2 separate regions of the Homo sapiens genome follow, and region 2 is linked to region 1. The links are chromatin loops, found by intact Hi-C in ENCODE. Cell type or tissue: mucosa of descending colon. All regions are shown on one strand. Each heading gives the region's core, and the rest is flanking DNA. Links, peaks and the distances in the headings are about the cores only.

The links. Hi-C counts contacts between places; a loop is a spot of excess contacts. Peaks named below come from ENCODE experiments on the same cell type or tissue, not always from the same donor. Only the 100,000 strongest peaks of a DNase experiment are listed, where the experiment ranks them.
Region 2: a loop joins it to region 1, with 7 times the contacts of the local background. A loop is called at or near these places in 1 of 110 quality-filtered maps.

Annotation. Positions count from the first base shown.
Region 1 is chr2:236,074,973-236,084,598 of GRCh38, reverse strand. All of the region lies in intron 16 of AGAP1 (ArfGAP with GTPase domain, ankyrin repeat and PH domain 1), which reads right to left. Among named protein-coding and RNA genes, the nearest start is that of GBX2-AS1, 88 kb to the left of the region's middle. RefSeq lists enhancers at 1,307-1,806, 8,629-9,133. In mucosa of descending colon, for the core only: no CTCF peak of the experiment used is centred there; DNase peaks (open chromatin) are centred at 6,128 and 6,408.
Region 2 is chr2:235,510,988-235,520,613 of GRCh38, reverse strand. All of the region lies in intron 1 of AGAP1 (ArfGAP with GTPase domain, ankyrin repeat and PH domain 1), which reads right to left. It overlaps TNRC17 (trinucleotide repeat containing 17), which reads left to right and starts at 2,693. Exons shown (of 1, transcript NR_146582.1): 1 at 2,693-6,874. In mucosa of descending colon, for the core only: CTCF peaks have their summits at 5,731 and 5,933 (motif pointing right); a DNase peak (open chromatin) is centred at 5,853.

The sequences.
Region 1 (9,626 bases), core at 3,679-7,678:
GAGTTGTGAATAGAATGACAGATTTGTTTCAAGGTTTCAATGATTTATATCCAAACAGAGGTTTTCCTGAAAGAAAATGTCTGAAAATTAATTTTTTGTTTGCATCCTGCATTTTCTTTAAGAACTAGAAATACACAGAAGCCCCTTGCATTATGGCTATTTAAAAATGCTCAACAATCTCCCACACTTCCAAAAGTAGAGTACGAATGTCAGGGAAAAACCACTACTTATCATTCGTTCCAGAATGATCCTTACAGCATGAAATGAATGAATGTACTGTGCATTTAAATGTTAATATGCTGGCAGGTCACGGGGCTGGCCGTCAAGACTGAATACACTTGTTTAAGTTTAAGGTGGCCGCAGAGACCCCCCCCCGCCCTTCAGGAAGGCACAACTAAAGCGAACCATCATTACAGCTGTTCCCCACCGGGGCCTCCCAGCCCCACTCCAAGACAGGAGGGAACTTTGGTGTTTACAGGCTGTAGGGGTTTTATGACAGGGGTGCTTCCTGCCTTCCTGCCCGGCTGAACAGAGAGCGCCAATCCTCCAGACTTTGTGAGTCTTCCTCCTGCACCTTTTCTTCCACCTGCCACACAATGAGTCCTTATTATTCCTTTAATTACTGAGCTGGATCCCTCTGTTCCTTCTCATCTAGAACCTTGGTGTGTGCATATGTGTGCCTGTGTGTGTATGTGTGCACGTGTGTGTGCATACACACGCACATGCCCATTTATCTCGGATTCATTTAATTGAGGGCAGAGCATCGAATGGGATCTCAGAAGAGGCACTCCTTGCTCTGCGATGGTTTATTGTGGCTCCTAAAACACCTGTTCATCCATTTATCCTTCTGTAAAAAAACAGACTTAATGTGCAGTATTTTTAAGGTATTAAAAAAAAATCTTCCTATATATTAAGTAAAACAAAAAAGCCCACATTATTATAAGACAATAAACTATTTAAGAATGATCATAAGAAAGCCTCCCAAATTTGGGGTACTTCTCTTTCTAATGTAGGCATGGGTGTGAGCATGCACACATTTATACGGAATTCCAGTGACAATGTCTTAGTTAAGCTGGTAACTGCTGGAAAATAAACAGGCTCTTCAAAATAATAGAAGAATCAGTTGCAGCATTTAGGCACCAACTTTGATGGGCTTATACCAAAAATGTCTCTTCCTTATAATAAAATGAAAACAATCCTTTAATCTTTCCTTTAGAGAAAATATCAGCCTCCAAAGCCACAATGTCAACGTAAAGAGCCCGTGAGGAGGACGACGCTTCCTTGCAACAAACCGAGCTCATCACATGACATCTGCATTATTAGGCACACACTGACCTGAAAAACCTGAGACCGAAGCCTCGGCGACTGACAACAGCCCTTTCTTTGGCAAGTTCATGAGCCAGTCTAAATGGAAGGCGAGGCCTCTTTTCTTTTTCTTTTTTTTTGAGATGGAATTTCGCTCGTTGCCTAGGCTGGAGTGCAATGGCGTGATCTCGGCTCACTGCAACCTATGCCTCCCAGGTTCAAGTGATTCTCCTGCCTCAGCCTCCTAAGTAGCTGGGATTACAGGCGTGCACCACCACGCCTGCCTAATTTTGTATTTTTAGTAGAGACAGGGTTTCTCCATGTTGGTCAGGCTGGTCTTGAATTCCTGACCTCAGGTGATCCGGCCACCTCGGCCTCCCAGAGTGCTGGGATTACAGGCGTGAGCCATTGTGCCCGGCTGATGGAGTTTTGCTCTTGTCCTCCAGGCTGGAGTGCAATGGGTGCAATCTCGGCTCACTGCAACCTCCACCTCCAGGTTTCAAGCAATTCTCCTGCCTCAGCCTCCCAAGTAGCTGGGATCATAGGTGCCTGCCACCGCGCCAGGCTAATTTTTGTATTTTTAGTAGAGACAGGGTTTCGCCATGTTGGCCAGGCTGGTCTCAAACTCCTGGCCTCAGGTGATCCACCCGTCTTGGCCTCCCAAAGTGTTGGGATTACAGGCGTGAGCCGTTGCACCTGGCCCTCTTTTCTTTAACTAGGTGAATTTTGTAAACCAATCACCACTGCAGGTGAGCTGTTTGCCCCTGATAGGCCTTTTGGGAACCATCTTCCTTTCTGGAGGGGATCGATGCTTAGGAAAAGCTCTCCCTCCCTGAGAGATCAAATGGGCAGCGGCCCCGTAGCAGGACCTGGTGGGTGAGCTCCCACCACATGCCTAATTAATGACCCTGCTGGTCGCAGCTGGAAGAGCTGAGCTGGGGGTGATTAATTAAATTAGCTGGCAGAGGAAATTACAGTGGAAAAGCCAAGGTTTGATTGCTCCATAATTAACCGCAGTGCAAATAATATCTGCATCTATAACTTCCAGCGATGAGATCAGAAGCCAATTGAATTTGGCACTGATTGAAGCTGTAAATATCCCGTGGTGAAAAATGATAGGTTTGTTCTAGAGGGAAAACTTACAGAAATGGACATCTAGCAAATGTGATCGGGGGAAAGAAAAGGGCACCAGAGGAAACGGCAGGAAGGAAGCCTTACCTTTCATGCTGCCTTTTTCCAACATTAAAACAACTCTTTTTTCACATTCCTTTTGGATTAGTGACTAGGCGTGCTATATTTCCTGTCTCTAAATTTCAGGTTTGACTTCCCATGCATGGAACCTATGTTAGGGTTCCATCCCCCTTTCTCGTTCCAGGGATTAAAACCCAATTCTAAAATAATTTCATAGGCTAATAGGAGGGGACCGCTTTCATCCCCCTGAGAAGAAAAATGTTCTATTTAGACCATCAAATGCATGAGCTATTGCAGCTTTTCTGGATAATGACATTTTTTCTTCTTTGTAACAATTTTCATGTTCAAAATATGGTTTCATTAGCAATAGGATTCTACTTAAAAGAAAAAAAGTATTTTATACAGATAATTGCCCTGCAAAAAAAAAAAAAAAACCCACAGAACTTTCAGCAGACTGGAAACATTACTTTTTCAACCATCCACATATTTTCACTGTAAGTTGTTTTAAGGAAGGAGTCATGTGTCTCTACTGGAAAAGCTTTGAAAAGTAATGACTTGGTGGCTTTGGACCACGAGGCGTGACTTCTGTCTGCAAGTGGTCAGAAAGGATTTACCCCTATCTTGATACACAGACTCTCAGTCGGGTGGAGGACACACTGCAGCTACTAACATGTGACACACAAAGTGTCCGTCCAAATGCAGCGCGGTTCAGACACGCACCCCGGCCATTTTCTCCACTGAGCTTCCATACAACCTGGGGGGTCAGTATGGCAAGTGTAGTTACTCTCTTTTTATTTTTAAAGAAGAAAGTTGAGGTTCTAGGTGGTCAGTGTTGTGGCAGGACAGGACCCCGGCCTCCTGCCCACTGTCCTTACTCTAGCCAGGACCCTCCCTTCCCGATTCGATGTGGTTTTCCTTCCAACAGACAACTCTGTCTGCACCCTACGCTGAGATGTACCCACAGGCACCACCTGTCTGGATGGAAAGAAATAGGCAGGGCTGTGACTGTCATGGGGGTTTGATGACATGGGCCACAGTATCTACAGAGGTCAGAATAATGTGGTAGAAGGGAAATGGCTCCCAAAGATGTCAACGTCCTAATCCCCAGGACCTGTGACTATGTGACCTTACATGGCAACCTAACTGCAGATACGGTTAAGACAAGGCCCTTGAGAGGGGAGAGTATCTTGGATTATCCAGGTGGGCCCAATATACAAGGGTCCTTATAAGAGGGTCATATAAATAGGAGAATCAGAGTCAGAAGATGTGAGGACAGAAACAGGTCAGAGGGGATGCAAGGCCACCAAGATGAGTAGCAGCTTCTAGAAGCTGGAACAGACAGGGGCATGGACTCTCTCACAGCCTCTAGAAGGAATGAAACCATGCAGACCCAGCTTGGACTTCTGACCTCCAGAACTGTAATGGAATACTTCCGTGTTACTTTAAACCACTAAGTGGGTGGTAATTTGTTACAGCAGCAATGGGAATCTTATACCTACCCTATTAGGAAGAGAAGGATTGAGAGGCTAAAAGCTGGATGGATGAAACGTGTACAAGATACAGCAGGTGGCTGCCCTTGGTGGCATCCATTGAGCTTGATGTCTAGTGTGATCTGTCCCTCTTGGCCATAGAGTCTCCGTAACAACTCTTCCCTTGGCCTGGGAATTCCACAGGCCTCTAAACTTGTCTGGTTGCAAACTGACGTCCTTATTTCCTCCTAGCTGTCCCTCCTAGACTGAGATGGAGGTTTCTGGACTCACAGAATCTAGACCAGAGACTTGGTGGAGGAGGCAGTCTGATCTTTGCCGGGTAACAATTCTTCTCTCTCCTTTCCCTGTGTCTTTCCAGCAGAGGCTCTGCCTGCCTTTTTTCCCAACTATCTTTCCAAGAACATGCACAGGAAACAGCCTTGGATGATGGAGATAGCATCTCCCTCCAGAGCACAGGGCAAATGTGCTTTGTGCCCACTGTAGAAGATTTGGTTCCTAAGCTTAGGGTTCCTCTCCTGCAATGCAGCCCTTGATGTGTGCGGATGCCATGGGGCCCTGACTACATCACAGCTATGGGCACTGGGACCTGGGAAATGACCCAAATGCTAATACTCTGGCTACTGCTATTGCTGTGAATAACGGATTTTTCTTTGTCTCTGACCCTGAAGTCTCATATCTTAGACCAGCTCCGTGAAACTGGAAGGCCAACTTGCCAGGTAAGTAAAATCTCAAACTCAACACAAGTTCTCATTCCCTGGTAACCAGTGCCTTGAGTGTTAGTCTTCAGCAACAGTGGAATACATGTTAGCATATTGGGGGGTCCTCTTTTATACCTTTGCATGGGGGTTCCCTCCGTCTGTACCACCCCCTTCCCTGTCCCACCAACTGCCTGTCAGGGCCACTCAGTCTCAGGTTTTTTTCTCTGAGGCTTGCCTTGACCCTGCAACCCACTTCCTCCTGTCTGCCTACCCCTGCTGCAGATTTTGCATGGATCACTATATATATATGTATGTATGTATATGTATATGTGTGTGTGTATGTATGTGTGTGTGTGTGTGTATATATATATAATTTTTTTTTTTTGAGACGAGGTCTCTGTCACCCAGGCTGGAATGCAGTGGCACGATCACAGCTCACTGCAGCCTTAAATTCCTGGGCTCAAGCGATCCTCCCAACTCAGCCTTCTGAGTAGCTGGGACCACAGGCACATGCCACCATGCCTGTTTTTTTTTTTTTTTTTTTAAATTTTCTTTTTTTGTAGAGACAGAGTCTCACTATGCTGCCTAGGCTGGTCTCGAACTCCTGGCCTCAAGAAACTCTCCCGCTTGGCCTCCCAAAGTGCTGGGATTACAGGTGTAAGCCACCGTGCCTGGCCAGCATGGGTCACAGTATCAAGCAATTTTTGGTGTCTCTCTCTCCTTCATGCTGTGAGTTTCCTGAGGGCAGGTGTGGTGCTAGTACAGTGCCTGGCACATAGCAGGCAGAGGGGACTCTGTGGAACTCTCTGTCTAGATGCCAGGCCTGGTGTGGCATCGGAGCCCTAACCCACCAGGCAGGGGTGTAGATCAGGCTGTTTCAACCACCTCCTACACCCCAGCCCCGGCATCAGGTATCTTCCCCCATGAGGGATGAGGCTAAAGGGACGGGACTGGAACCTCACTGTTCAAGCCCACTGGGTCACTGTGTGAGGCTGGACCTTCTGCTGGAATGAAGAACAGAGCTGGAAGTGAGAAAGGAAAGGCAGTGGGTGTGGCCACCCACTTAACCACGTGGGATGGGGCCGCTGCAGGGGTAGGAGGGTGGGCAACCAACCTGGCAGAACGACCAGTCTGGCTCAAGCTTAGGAATCCTACAGGGAGAAGGGGCCAGAGGGTGGACTTGGGTCCCATGGTCCCATCTAGCACCCAGCCACAGGAGCCAGGTAGGGGACAGACGTGTGTGAAACCCATCTGGAGTCAAGAAATGCTAGCACGCTGCTCAGCAGGTGGTTCAGTGGTAATACTTATCTAGGGAGATTACGTTTTCAAAGGCAAAAGTGCCCAATAAAATGCACCCCACCCCTCTGGGAGAAGCAGCGTGCGGCTTTTGCTGGGAAGGAATTCTCCAGGCAATTAAAGTCATAGCAGGATGACTCATGATCAGTTTCACATGTCAACCTGGCCAGGCCACGGCGGCCAGTGATTTCATCACACACAACCTATGCATTGCTGTGAAGGCCTTTTGTAGATGTCACTTATAGTCCATGGACTCCAAACAAAGGCAATTATCCTTGAGAAAGCAGGTGGGCCTCATCCCATCAGGTGAGAGCCCAAAGAGCAAAAAACAGGTTTCGTGATGATGAAATCCTACATCAAGCATGCAGCATTAACTTCTGCCCGAGTTTCCAGAACGCCGGCCTGCACTACACACTTCAGATGTGACACACACACATACATATACACACACACACACACACACCCCCGGCTGGCCTGCCCTACACACTTCAGATTACACACATGCACACACACACCAGCTGGCCTGCCCTACACACTTCAGATTACACACACACACACACACACACACACACACACACACAAATTGGTTGTTTCTCTGGAGAACCCTGATGGATACAGCATGGCTGTGAGCAGAGCAAAGACCCAATTGAAGCAGAGCCCTATCGCTGTGAGGCTGGCAGTGACCCAGGGGAGACGCAAGGTGAGAAAGAACAGATGTACACAGAGGGCACCACCCTTCTGGAGAGCAGCACAGTGATGTTGGATCAATACCTGAAAAAGTCCACAGCCTTTGACCTCATTTGGCTCCTTCTAGAAACTCATCCTTAGAAATGAATTAATCATAAGCCCCATAAGCTGTATTCACAAATGTGCTCAACCCAGCGGTATTTCAATATTTCATTGCAAACCCATGTCCAAGGGGGATGACTATGTAATGACGGCTCAACCATGGACGGATTATTGTGACACCACTAAAAATAACGCTTTAAAAGACATACATGGCTGGGGGTGGTGGCTCATGCCTGTAATCCCAGCACTTTGGGAGGCCAAGGTGGGTGGATCACCTGAGGTTAGGAATTTGAGACAAGCCTGACCAATATGATGAAACCCCGTCTCTACTAAAAATACAAAAATTAGCTGGCCGTGGTGGCACGCACCTGTAATCCCAGCTACTCGGGAGGCTGAGGCAGGACAATCACTTGAACATGGGAGGCGGAGGTTGCAGTGAGCTGAGATCGCGCCACTGCACTCCAGCCTGGGCAACAGAGCGAAACTGTCTCAAAAAAAAAAAAAAAGAGACATACATAAGGACATGAGAAGATGTTCATGATATAGTTTTAGCCCAAAAAAGGCTCTTAAATTCTTTAAAGCACTGTTTCTTTTCACAAATGTTGCAGAGGAAGACTACATGTAATATGTCAAACATTAACTGATTATCTCTCGGGGGTTGGAATATGAATATATATATATATATATTTTTTTTTTTTTTTTTCTACTCTTTTTTTCTTTGAGACAGGGTCTCACTATGTTGCCCAGGCTGGAGTGCAGGGGCACAATCATAGCTTACTGCAACCTCCTCCTCCCAGACTCAAGCGATCCTCCCGCCTCAGCCTCTGGAGTAGCTGGGACACAGACATGCACCACCATGCCTGGCTTTTTTTTTTTGGGTATTTTCTGTAGTGACAGGGTTTTGCCATGTTGCCCTGGCTGGTCTTGAACTCCTAGGCTCAAGCAATCTGCCCACCTTGGCCTCCCAAAGTGCTGGGATTACAGGCATGAGACCCTGTGCTGGGACTATTTTTCTACTCTGTAGGATACAGTCACTTCCCAAAATGTAGCCCTGGCTCACTGGAGGCATTTCTCTAGGAAGTGGTCTGTTGCCAGGTATGCTCATAGCGCTGGGGCTTCCCTCTTTAGTGGTTTGGGAAATTATTAAGTGCCACAAAGAAGCCTCTGTAATTTTGTTTAATCCAGTTCTCAAACACAACTCATTTTCCAGAAACATCTATCATCATTCTCTGAGATTAAAATTTCTAGGAGTATACTGTGGAAATCATGGCTTTCCCAGATTCCACGGTGTCCTGGGTCACACACTGAGAAGGTCAGGACAGCTTGTTATGGGCCATGTGCAAAGCCGTCAGGAAGTGAACATTCTCAAGACTTTATTTTTTTTTGAGATGGAGTCTCACTCTGTCACCCAGGCTGGAGTACAATGGTGTGGTCTCGACTCACTGTAACCTCTGCCTCCAGGGTTCAAGCAATTCTGCCTCAGCCTCCCAAGTAGCTGGGATTATGGGCTCATGCCACCATGCCTGGCTAATTTTTGTATTTGTAGTAGATGGGGGTTCACCATGTTGGCCAGGCTGGTCTCGAACTCCTGACCTCAAGTGATCCACCCACTTTGGCCTCTCAAAGTGCTGGGATTACAGGCATGAGCCACGGCGCCCCGCCTCAAGACTTTAAAAAACTCCACAATATTCTCTTGTGAAACCAATCTGACTTTCAATTCCTAGATCTGATTGAGGGGTGTCTCTGAAGGAGGACTGTTATGACAGCACGGGTCTTGGGCCTTGGTGAGGAGCAGAGCTGCCCCCAGACCCCTGGTCCATGTGAGGGGGCGGCACCGCCTCCGCCTGGGTGACCCACGCTGCCCCGGCCTCCTCTGCAGCATGGCCCCTGCTCTCACTCCCTGCGGAGGTTTGCTCTAATGGAACTTCTGCTGCTTCCTCTGAATGTTTGTCTGCCTTCTCCAAATAAATTTCAGATTGAGTCACCTATTTGGCCACAGATTCCAAAGCTAGAATCAATGGCGGCATCTTGATGACACTGGGCAGCAATCAGCTCTCACTGCTGTTTGTCAAAGGCTCCTCTTGAGACCTCTGTCAGGGACGCAGAAAGGCCTGTGAGGTTTGGGAAGAGCTTGAAGGGGCTATAAGCTCCTCAAAGCAGCGGAGGAGAAAGCAGCTCCTCAAAGCTCCTGGGGGGCTTCCCCTGGAGGCCACTGAGGGGCATGTCGGCTATTTCCAGTGCTGAAAGACCCTGGCAGGTCCCATATTTACCTGGAAGGCTTTGAAAACCAAGGAAAAAGATCTGGGCCCAGCTTCCTTGATCCTCACCCAAGGCCAGAACACAGTTCACTATTACGATGTCCAAGGGGGCAGCAGCGGGGACCCTTTGCGGCTTCATCCCCCATTCATCTGTCTTATGTTTTCCTTAGTTTTCTTAATAAACTGGGAGCCCTTGGGGGTGGGGATGGGCAGTACCAAGTCTTCTTTTTTCCCCAACAGCTGTATTAAGGTATAATTTACATATCATAAAATCTACCTGTTTTTAGGGATACACTTCAGTGATTTCTAGTAAAAAAAACCCAGCGCGCAACCATCACCAGAATCTGGTTTAGAACGTTTCTGCCACCCCTGAAAGATTCCTCATGCCCACCTGAAATTTTCCTTTCCACACCGACGCAACCGCTTCTCCTTCTATCTCTACAGACTGGCCTTTTCTGAGACGCCATGTAAACCGAATCAATCACTTATAGATCTTTTGTGTCTCGCTTTTTTCTTTTTGAGAGAAGGTCTGTCTCTATCGTCTAAGCTGGAGTGCAGTGGAGTGATCTTGGCTCACTGCAACCTCCACCTCTCGGGCT
Region 2 (9,626 bases), core at 3,576-7,575, 560 kb after region 1:
TGGTCCCGACTGCTAACGTGGGCAAAAGGACAAATAGAAGGTGGGATCCTCCTGATGAACCACACAGACCCGCCCAGAAAGGAGTCCAACCAAACCAAACAAAAGCTAAAAACCTAAACAAGCCTCCAAACACCCACTAATTTATAGGAAAATACAGGAGACAAAGGAGCACGCTGACTGACTCCAAGGGGAGGCATTCGAAACAAACACAGGCCCCGGGAAGGAGAGAAAGACGGTCATGGAACCTACTCATTGGAGGAGTTTCAGAAGAAGTCTCCACCAACTGCAACGTGCACACAGTATTTGATCCTGATTCCAACAGGCAAACTGAAGGGAAAAGTTATGGTAATCATGAGACAACTGGAAATGTGGGCACAGACTGGATATTTGACCATATTAAGGAACTGTTCATTTTCTAAAGTGTGGTAATGTGGTCATGTGTGCTTTAAGTTTTCATCTTTTAGAGATAGATACTGAAGTATTTACGGATGAAATGGCAGGGTGTCTGGAATTCACTTCAAAATAATATTGAGGCCGGGCCTGGTGGCTCATGCCTATAATCCCAGCACATTGGGAGGCCGAGGCAGGCGAATCACCTGAGGTCAGTAGTTCGAAACCAGCCTGGACATGGTGAAACCCCATCCCTATTAAAAATACAAAAAAATTAGCCAGGTGTGGTGGTGGGCACCTGTAATCCCAGCTACTCAGGAGGCTGAGGCAGGAGAATCGCTTGAACCCAGGAGGTGGAGGTTGCAGTGAACTGAGATCATGCCATTGCACTCGAGCCTGGGCCACAAGAGCAAGACTCCGTCTCAAAAAAATAAATAATGATAATAATAATATTGGTAGGTGGCAGGGTATATACAGGATGAACTAATTACTGAAGCTGGTTGAGGGTACACAGGAGATCATTACGCTTATTCTACATACATATATGTGTGTTTGGATTTTTTGGTAAGCTCTAGAAAATAATACTTAGCTCAAAAAATTCAAGCCTAAATGTTTCTTCTGCCTTTGTTCACTATGCACACACAACACATATACACATACACACAAGAAAATATGTGTTATATCAGTATATAGAAAATTCTGTATTTTCTATGCTTATTACACCTTCTTCCAGAGAGGTGAGAAATGAATTATCACTCAATACTCTTAGTCTCAAATTCTGACACCTATATATCAGGAATTATATCTTCAAATTCCTGGGAGGATTAAACCAATTAATAAATATAAACTAGGGCCATGTGCGGTGGCTCATGACTGTAACCCCAGCAACTCGGGAGGCCATAGTGGGAGGATCACTTGAGGCATTCAAGACCAGCCTGGGCAACACAGCAAGACCCTGCCTGTCTCTACAAAAATAATAAAGAATTAGCCAGGTGTGGTGGTGTGCGCCTGTAGTCCTAGCTACCTGGGAGGCTGAGGTGGGAGGATTGCTTGAGCCCAGGAGTTTGAGGTTATGGTGAGCTACGATTGTGGCACTGTACTCCACCCTGGGCAACAGAGTGAGACCCTGTCTCATAAATAAACACATACACACACACCAAATGATATGATTCTTGTCACATAACCTGCAAATTGCTGTTGTGAATAGTACTCGTTTCAGATAATGTTGAGGTCTGCTCTGACCCTTCTGCTGTTCCCAAACAGTGTGAAGCCAACTGGCCGCAGCCTCCTGTTGCTGCCCCTGCCACTGAGGCCCAAGGACAGGAGACTCTTCCGCTGCAGGAGCAGCGGGCATTCACGAAGTGCACCCGCGAGGCAAGCCTGCCAGTCAAGATGTGAAGTTTAACCTGAGGACATGCAGCTGCTGTTAGCTATGCCACCATCCCTCTGGCTTATGAGATAGAAAGTTATTATTACTTTGAGGATTAAAAAAGTTATATCCAAGCATTAATTTTTTTTGTTTGTGTGCAGGTGGAGACTGTTTTCTTACTAAAATATTCAAAACACCATGTCACTCTCCTTTCTCTTTGTCCTATGGCAGAAAACACCAGCTGAAGAGACATTTGCAAAGCTCCGTGCCCCTCCCAAGGCTGACGGTGGGAAACAGCTGGCACCCAGTGACCTGCAGCTTCCGCCCTGGCTCTTTGTCAGAAACAGAGGAAATCCAAGGAATTTCTATGAAACCAATTGCAGGGTGGGGCACACGCATCATCACAAAAAGTCTCAGAAGAGGCAATTTGAGAGGTAAGGAATTTGGTTGATTGCCAATTTTATTTCTGTCACTTTTTATATTCTTTATGAAAAACCTTTATAAAAGCATTCAGAGATCACTGTCAGTGGAGGAGAAAGAGAAGTCAAAGGCATCTGGTTGCCCAAAGCTGGGTTTTGAGATTCCTGATAAGCATCCAATCAATCAAACAGTGTAAACAGCTCCACTGTCTTCACGTGGATTAAACACCAGAGTTACAGAAACAACACAGTGAAACCAATGCAGCAGAACAGTCGTCTTCGGGCAAAGGAGAGATGGGCACAGCCCTTATGCACTTTCTCTAAGAAAGCATTTCCAGCTCTCAGGTTAGGGTCCCTGCGCTGCACCTTCGGAGGCTGGGCCTGCCTGAGCTTCCACCTCTCACCTGCAAATGGGGGCAAGAACCCCAACTGAGGCAAGCCGGGACTCAGACCTCAATGGCAACTATGAGTTCTACCTTTTTTTTTTCTTTTTTTTTTTTTTTGAAACGGAGTCTCACTCTGTCACCCAGGCTGGAGTGCAGAGGCACAATCTTGGCTCACTCCAACACTTCCCGGGTTCAAGAGATTCTCCTGCCTCAGCCTCCCGTGTAGCTGGGGTTACAGGCACACGCCACCATGTCTGACTAATTTTTGTATTTTTAGTAGAAACGGGGTTTCACCATGTTGGCCAGGCTGGTCTCGAACTCCTGACCTCAAGTGATCTGTCTGCCTCGGCCTCCCAGAGTGCTGGGATTACAGGTGTGAGCCACTGCATCTGGCCCAGGCTTCTTTTTAAATCAAGTTTTAATTTTTTTCATAATCTAGTTTATATTTTAAAAACATGACTTTGATCTAAACAAGTTCTTTTACATTTTTTTACAAAGTAAAGAGGATCTCCTGCCTCATGGCTGCTACTTCTTTCCAGTAAAAATTAGTCCCTGCGACCTCAATTAAAATAAAATTACCATAAAGATCTACGTTGGGCACAGCTATGTCGTCAAAGCCCTGCTCTGGGTTAAGTGACGAAACACTCGTGATGCTACTACATCAGTGACAAATCCTCAGAAACCACCAGGGAGGGAGGGATGCTGTACGGACTGCGCAGTATCCCCCAAATTCCTCTGCAGAGGCTCACACCCCAAGGTGACTGTCGCTGGAGATAAGGTCTTTAAGGAGGCAATCATGGTAATATGGCAGCTTAAGGGTGGGACCCTCATCCAACAAGACTGGTGTCCTCCTGAGAACGGAAAAACACTGAAGACCACACACACGGAAAAGACCAGGTGAGGCACAGAATGGGAAGAAGCCAAACCTGCCAGTGCCTTGATCATGGACTCTCAACCTCCAGAACTGTGAGAAAATACGTTTGGGCCTCCCAGTCTGTGGTATTTTGTCGTGGCAGCCCGAGCTGACTAACGTAGGCGCCAAGCCCCTCCAGAGCCACGTGGCACCCGTGGCTGATCAGCCTGCCATGCTGGCAGATCTACCCTGTAGGGCCAAAAATGCTTCTACCTGCAACTGCCCATCAATAACATCTGCATGGCTGTTTGCAGAGGGCAACCAAAGAAGAAAGTTCAGTCCCACTGCACCAACCCAGCTGATGGAACAGAGTCCCACATGGCACTCTCCTAAACTGGGCAGCGACGCCACTTACTTCCAGAATACAGGGAAGATTCTGAAGCCTGCCGGGGAGCTGAGTGGACCCGCATGCACTCACTCATCCACTCCACAGGCATTTGTCCCAGGGTCTCCAGGTATGATGGGAAGCCAGGGTGCACAGGGCCAGAGGCGACAAACACATTCCTGCCGGGTCCCAGAGAACGGAGGCTGGCCAGGAATACGGGCGGCATGAACTACGCTCAGGCTGCAGGTGCCAAGCACTTACACTTGTTTCCTTTGGAGTAAAGCTAGAGGAAACAGAGGCTCCAAATTCAAAAGGCTTTCCTGAAAGCACACAGCTAGAAAGAAGCTGCACCAGACTTCACTTGAGGACTCTTCTTAGACATGACATATACTGCCTCTCAACAAGCAGCTGTACTGTGGAGGAGAAAGTAGAAAAGTGCCACAAGAGATTTAAAAAAAATAATAATAATGCTCCTGGGCCTGAGACAGGGAAGGAGTACAGCATTTCTGTTTTATTTCTGGGGGCTGGGGAGCAGAGCAGAACATTCAGGAAAGACATTCATTCTGCAAGCATTTACTGGGGATATACTATTCGCCAGGCATGCATGTAAAAGAGGAGCCACGTGCCCAGAGGGATGGGAAGACAGCACGTTCCAACCATGAAGTCGGGGAGCAGAAGGAAGCACAGGTGAGGGAGAGTCCATGGGAACTGGCGGGCCAGCAGCAGCAGCAGCAGCAGCAGCAGCAGCAGCAGCAGAGGAGCCCATGCGGCAGGAACAGGAGCCCATACCTGAGCACTGAGGCACCCAGCCACCTGTCACGATACTCGGAGGACTGGGCTACAGAGGCCGCACACCCCAGCAACCAACTTCTCCCCGCTCCTAGCAGGCCCTTAAGTCGCTGTTGCTGAGCTCCCCTCACCCCCTTAAATATCTCTTTCCCACCAAGATGCAAAAGGCAACACCATCCTCTAGCATTTGCCCAGCTCTGTGCGTGTTTAATTTCCTTACTATTTGCAAGAAGTCATTCAAAATGTTGACAGCATCTTAACAGTTTGCACATGATATATCTGCACATCTTACAGGTTAGCATCCGTGTCAAAAGTCACCAATGAACACATTACAATCTCTCCATTTCCATTCTCTTTTAAAGGCTGCAGAATGTCTGGTTCAACACTAAGCAGACTTTTTTCCGCAAAATTACAAGGAAACACTGAACAAGGGCAGATGCACAAAATGATACCCATGACGCCTGACAAACAACTCCGTGTTGACAGAACAGCTCGAGGCCCTTCCCCATTCCAGTGGATCAGCGCTGTTATTGCCAGCTCAGTATCTACGCCCCTGTCTTTCAGAGAACCTTTTCAGTGTTCCTTTGAGGACCTGCCCTGCTCTTCTCTCTGCTGCCACTCTGATGAGGCTGTCCATGAAAGGCCTCCCCTGGCCAAGAAGTGGCAGAATCTGGGCCAATAAACCACTCTCCAGGCAACCCAAGCAGTGCCCTAAATACACAGGCAGCCTGTGCCTGTCCCCTGGGCCCATGGTTCAGTCCATCCCAACGCCTCTATGCTCAAAGCCACCCCCACATCCTTCGAATAAAATCCATGTCTGCTTGAGTCAGCCAGAATGGGATTCTCATGTTTCCAACCAAGGACCCAAAGAGTCAACTTACCACAGTGCCCAGCTTGAAGGGTAAACAAGTTCTGACAGTTCTAAAAGGCAAAGACCATCTGCTTAAGGCAAACATTACCTAAATTTAAGGACTTTTTTAATGCCCTAAATTCTGATGGCAACTCCCAAAGAAAAGATTCCCAAAATGGTGGCCATGGCAACCTCAATGGCCTGAGTATACAAGCTCCCCAACTGACCAATACGGCTGCAGGCCCCTTCTCTGGGACATGAGTCATTGAACATCTGATCTAAACACCAGGTATGTTCCTTGTTGCTACACAGACTGTGCCCTACAAGCCAGAGTCCATCCCGCCTCCCTCATGCAGTTAAGCTCCATGGAGCTCTCACCACGTGTCCAGTCCTGGATGAGACACCGGGGTTTGGTTCCTGAGCACCTTGAGCCCATGCTGGGGAGAGACGTGCAGCCCACGTCACAGCAAAGTGCACAGGCCACCAGGTGGCAGGCCCTGGAATCGCCAGCAGGAGCCATCGGAATGGCCTTGGGGAAGCAGGACTCCTGAGCTGGGTTGTGAAGGCATCAGGTGGGTTAAAAGAGGCTTGCCAAGGGGCAGGACTCAGGTGATCCAAACCCCCAGGCAGGGCCCCAGACAGAGGAAGTGGCCTGCCAGGAACTGTGAGCCTGGCTGACGGTATCCTCCACAGCGAAGGTGCCACAGGTGGGGTGAGACCAGGCTGGAGAGCAGGCAGGGCCACGGCAAAGGGCCTGGGAGCCCAGCGAGGCAACTCCATTTCCATTTCTTTACTTCCTCCATGACTCCTTCTAAAAAGGCTTAAGGGTGAGGCCAAGGAATTTCAACTTCATTCTAAAAGCCCTAGTGAGCTATTTAAAGGCTTAAGCAGGTTGAGGTCTGGGTAAATTTATATTTTGGGATCTATTTATGGGTTAACCCAGCTGTCAAACATGAATTGCCACATCAACATTCTCTGAGAGGAGGTATGTGTGTGTGTGTGTGTGTGTGCGCGCGCGCACGCGCATGCACTGGCACACACCAAGGTGAGACTCGGGGAAATCGCCTGTGCTCAGTCACGTAAATACAGATACATGTGTTCTGTACACATAAACACCCACAGGAAAGATACAGGGGAACGCACAACCTCATCACAAAGCATCTCAACAGGAGCCTGGGAGTTATCAAACTGTTAAAACTTGAAAAGCTACAAAATCGCCCTTTATTTGGAAGAGCTCAATCATTCTCGGGAGGGTTCAGCGTGGGGGTGCTGTGTGTTGTTGGGTCTTCAGATTTTTTAACTAAGAAAGGACTCCAACCTCATGGACATCATAACGGCAAACCAGTTTCAATGCTTCTAGACCCCATCAAGCACAGCTGGGTGGTCCTCTATCTGCCAGCCAGAAATGCACCCAATGGAACAGTCCAGGCTCCAGGATTTGGTTCACCCACTGCTCCCCATGCCATGGCACCTGGATTGGGAGTGCCCAAAGCCATAGTACCCAAAGTGTGGCACCAAAATGGCAGCAGCAGCCTTGCCAGGGGGCTCGTCATGAAGTTCCCAGGCCTCACCCGCCACCCACTGAATCAGAACTTCTGGGGGTGGAGCCCAGTGATCTGCATTTCTTTTTTTTTTTTTTTTTTTTTTTTTCTGAGACGGAGTCTTGCTCTGCCGCCCAGGCTGGAGTACAGTGGCGCGATCTCAGTTCGCTGCGACCTCTGCCTCCTGGGTTCAAGGGATTCTCCTGCCTCAACCTCCCAAATAGCTGGGATTATAGGCGCCTGCCACCACTACTGGCTAATTTTTGTATTTTTAGTAGAGACGGGGTTTCACCATGTTGGCCATGCTGGTCTCTAACTCCTGACTTCAAGCAATCTGCCCGCCTCAGCCTCCCAAAGTGTTGGGATTACAGGCATGAGCCACCCGCGCCCGGCACAGTGATCTGCATTTTAACCCACCCTCAGTTAAAACGTGACCTGAGGTGATCCTGACGCAGGCTAAAGTCTGAGACACTGATCTCAAACCTTTAAGACCATTTAGCAGCAAGAAAAAGCTAGAGAAGCCACATCTGAACTAGAAAACACAAAGGGGCCCAATGAAAGTGCAAACTAGATTTTCTCAAAAATGACCAGAACTGCCATGAAATGAACTGGTCAGGATAAACTTGACCAGAACCAGGAGTGCCCAGTTCTAAACAGATGCTGCCAGAGGAATCTCAAGTGCAGAGGGCCTAGGCCGGCCGGGAGCCCTGCACGAGCATTAATGGCACAGTGTATTTTTTATAACATCCAAAGCACTTAAAAGAATAATATTTTCACTCATGTATCTCAACAACTTCCTGGAGAGGAAGGCAAAGGGCAGATTCTCTGGCTGGCGCAAAGGTTACATGGTCAGGAGGGACCCAGGAGCCACTGAGCAGAGGCAGGCAGGGTGGGAGGCCCAGGGAGCTTATCACCTACCTCCAGCTCAGATGCCTTTGCCCAGCTGCCCACCCCATGGCAAATCCTAACAGGGAAATCAAGGCAGGAATGGGGGAGGACGCGCATGGATTGACTGATTGATTGATTGACTGATTTTTAATGATAGGGTCTCACTCTGTTGCCCAGGTTGGAGGGTAGTGGTGCAATCATGGCTCACTGCAGCCTCAACCTCCTAGGCTCAAGCAATCCTCTCACCTCAGCCTCCTGAGCAGCTGGGACCATAGGCAGCACCAACACACCTGGGTGTTTTGTTTTTTCGTAGAGATGGGGGTCTCCCTATGTTACCCAGGCTGGTCTTGAACTCCTAGCTTCAAGCAATCCTCCCACTTCGGTCTCCCAAAGTGTTGGGATCACAGGTGTGAGCCAATGCACCTGGCCAATTTTCTTATTCTTATGTCAGCAAAACCAGTGTTTCCCAACCTTGGTATTCTCCCCTGAAAGTTAAAAAACAGATACTCAAAGAAAACTCCCAAACTCCCAAACAAGATGCAGCCATCTGCCCAGCATTCTGCTGATGCAGCAACAGATCAAGAAGTGAGTGACAAGACCACCAATGTGGACAATGACCATCACCACACACACACACATTCACACACACACACATTCACACACGCATTCACATTCACACATACGCATTCACACACACATCCATTCACACACATTCACACCTCACACATTCACACAGTCACACACGCATTCACACACGCATTCACACACTCACAATCACCTTTACACACACATTCACACCCACACATACACATTCACACATTCACACACATCCACATACTCATTCACACTCACATTCACACACATTCACATACACACACACATTCACACACATCCACACTCATACATTCACACACACATTCACACACACTCACACAAATACGCACACTGAATCTCACAAGCATGTTCTATAGGAACAAAATCCACAGTTTGGGGAAATTACATGGGTTTTTCTCCCCACCCTACAAATAGAAGAACTGCCAGGGGAACTCTCTTGAATGCGGAATTGTCAAAAAGATTTATATATAGAAGTTTCCAGGAGATTTTCTCTTGGCCAGAAAACAAGTGAGTAATTTCCCTGGGCCCAGCATAGGTTAATAATCAAAGAAGTTCGTTAGGAACTGCCCTGAGCTCAGGCTGCCAGGCAGTTAGTCATAAAGAGCTAGGTGGAATTTGCCTACTCAGGCAATGGGAGGAGTGAGGGAGAGTCACATCCCCACAGAGAAGCCGGTTTCCTAGAACACTTGAGGGCCAGGAGCTGGCTGAGCCCCCTGCGGCTCCTGGCTGCCCCCCTCCCTGAGGGCCTGGCTCAGACCCCAGGGAACCAGGTGTCCTTGCTCACCGAGAGGGCGGGCCCCTCTGGGCACACAGGTAGACACACCTCTAGATAATTACACCAGCTCCCACCGAAACAGAATCGTGCACCAGAGTAATCCTTGGTGAGTGTGGATCAGAGGCTGAGGGGGTCACAGAGCTCATCTGACCTGGGGCTCTCAGTCTCGGGATGACGAAGACTCAGGGCTGCCCCAGGCATTGCGGGATCTTGGGCAGCATCCCTCACCTCCACCTGCCACGTGCCAGTAACAACCATGACACCCCAAAGTTGTAACAAACCGAAAATTGCCCCAGACATGGCCAAATGTCCTCTTGGGGGCTACAATGCTTGCACGCCATACACCGCCGCCCCCCGCCCCCCCAC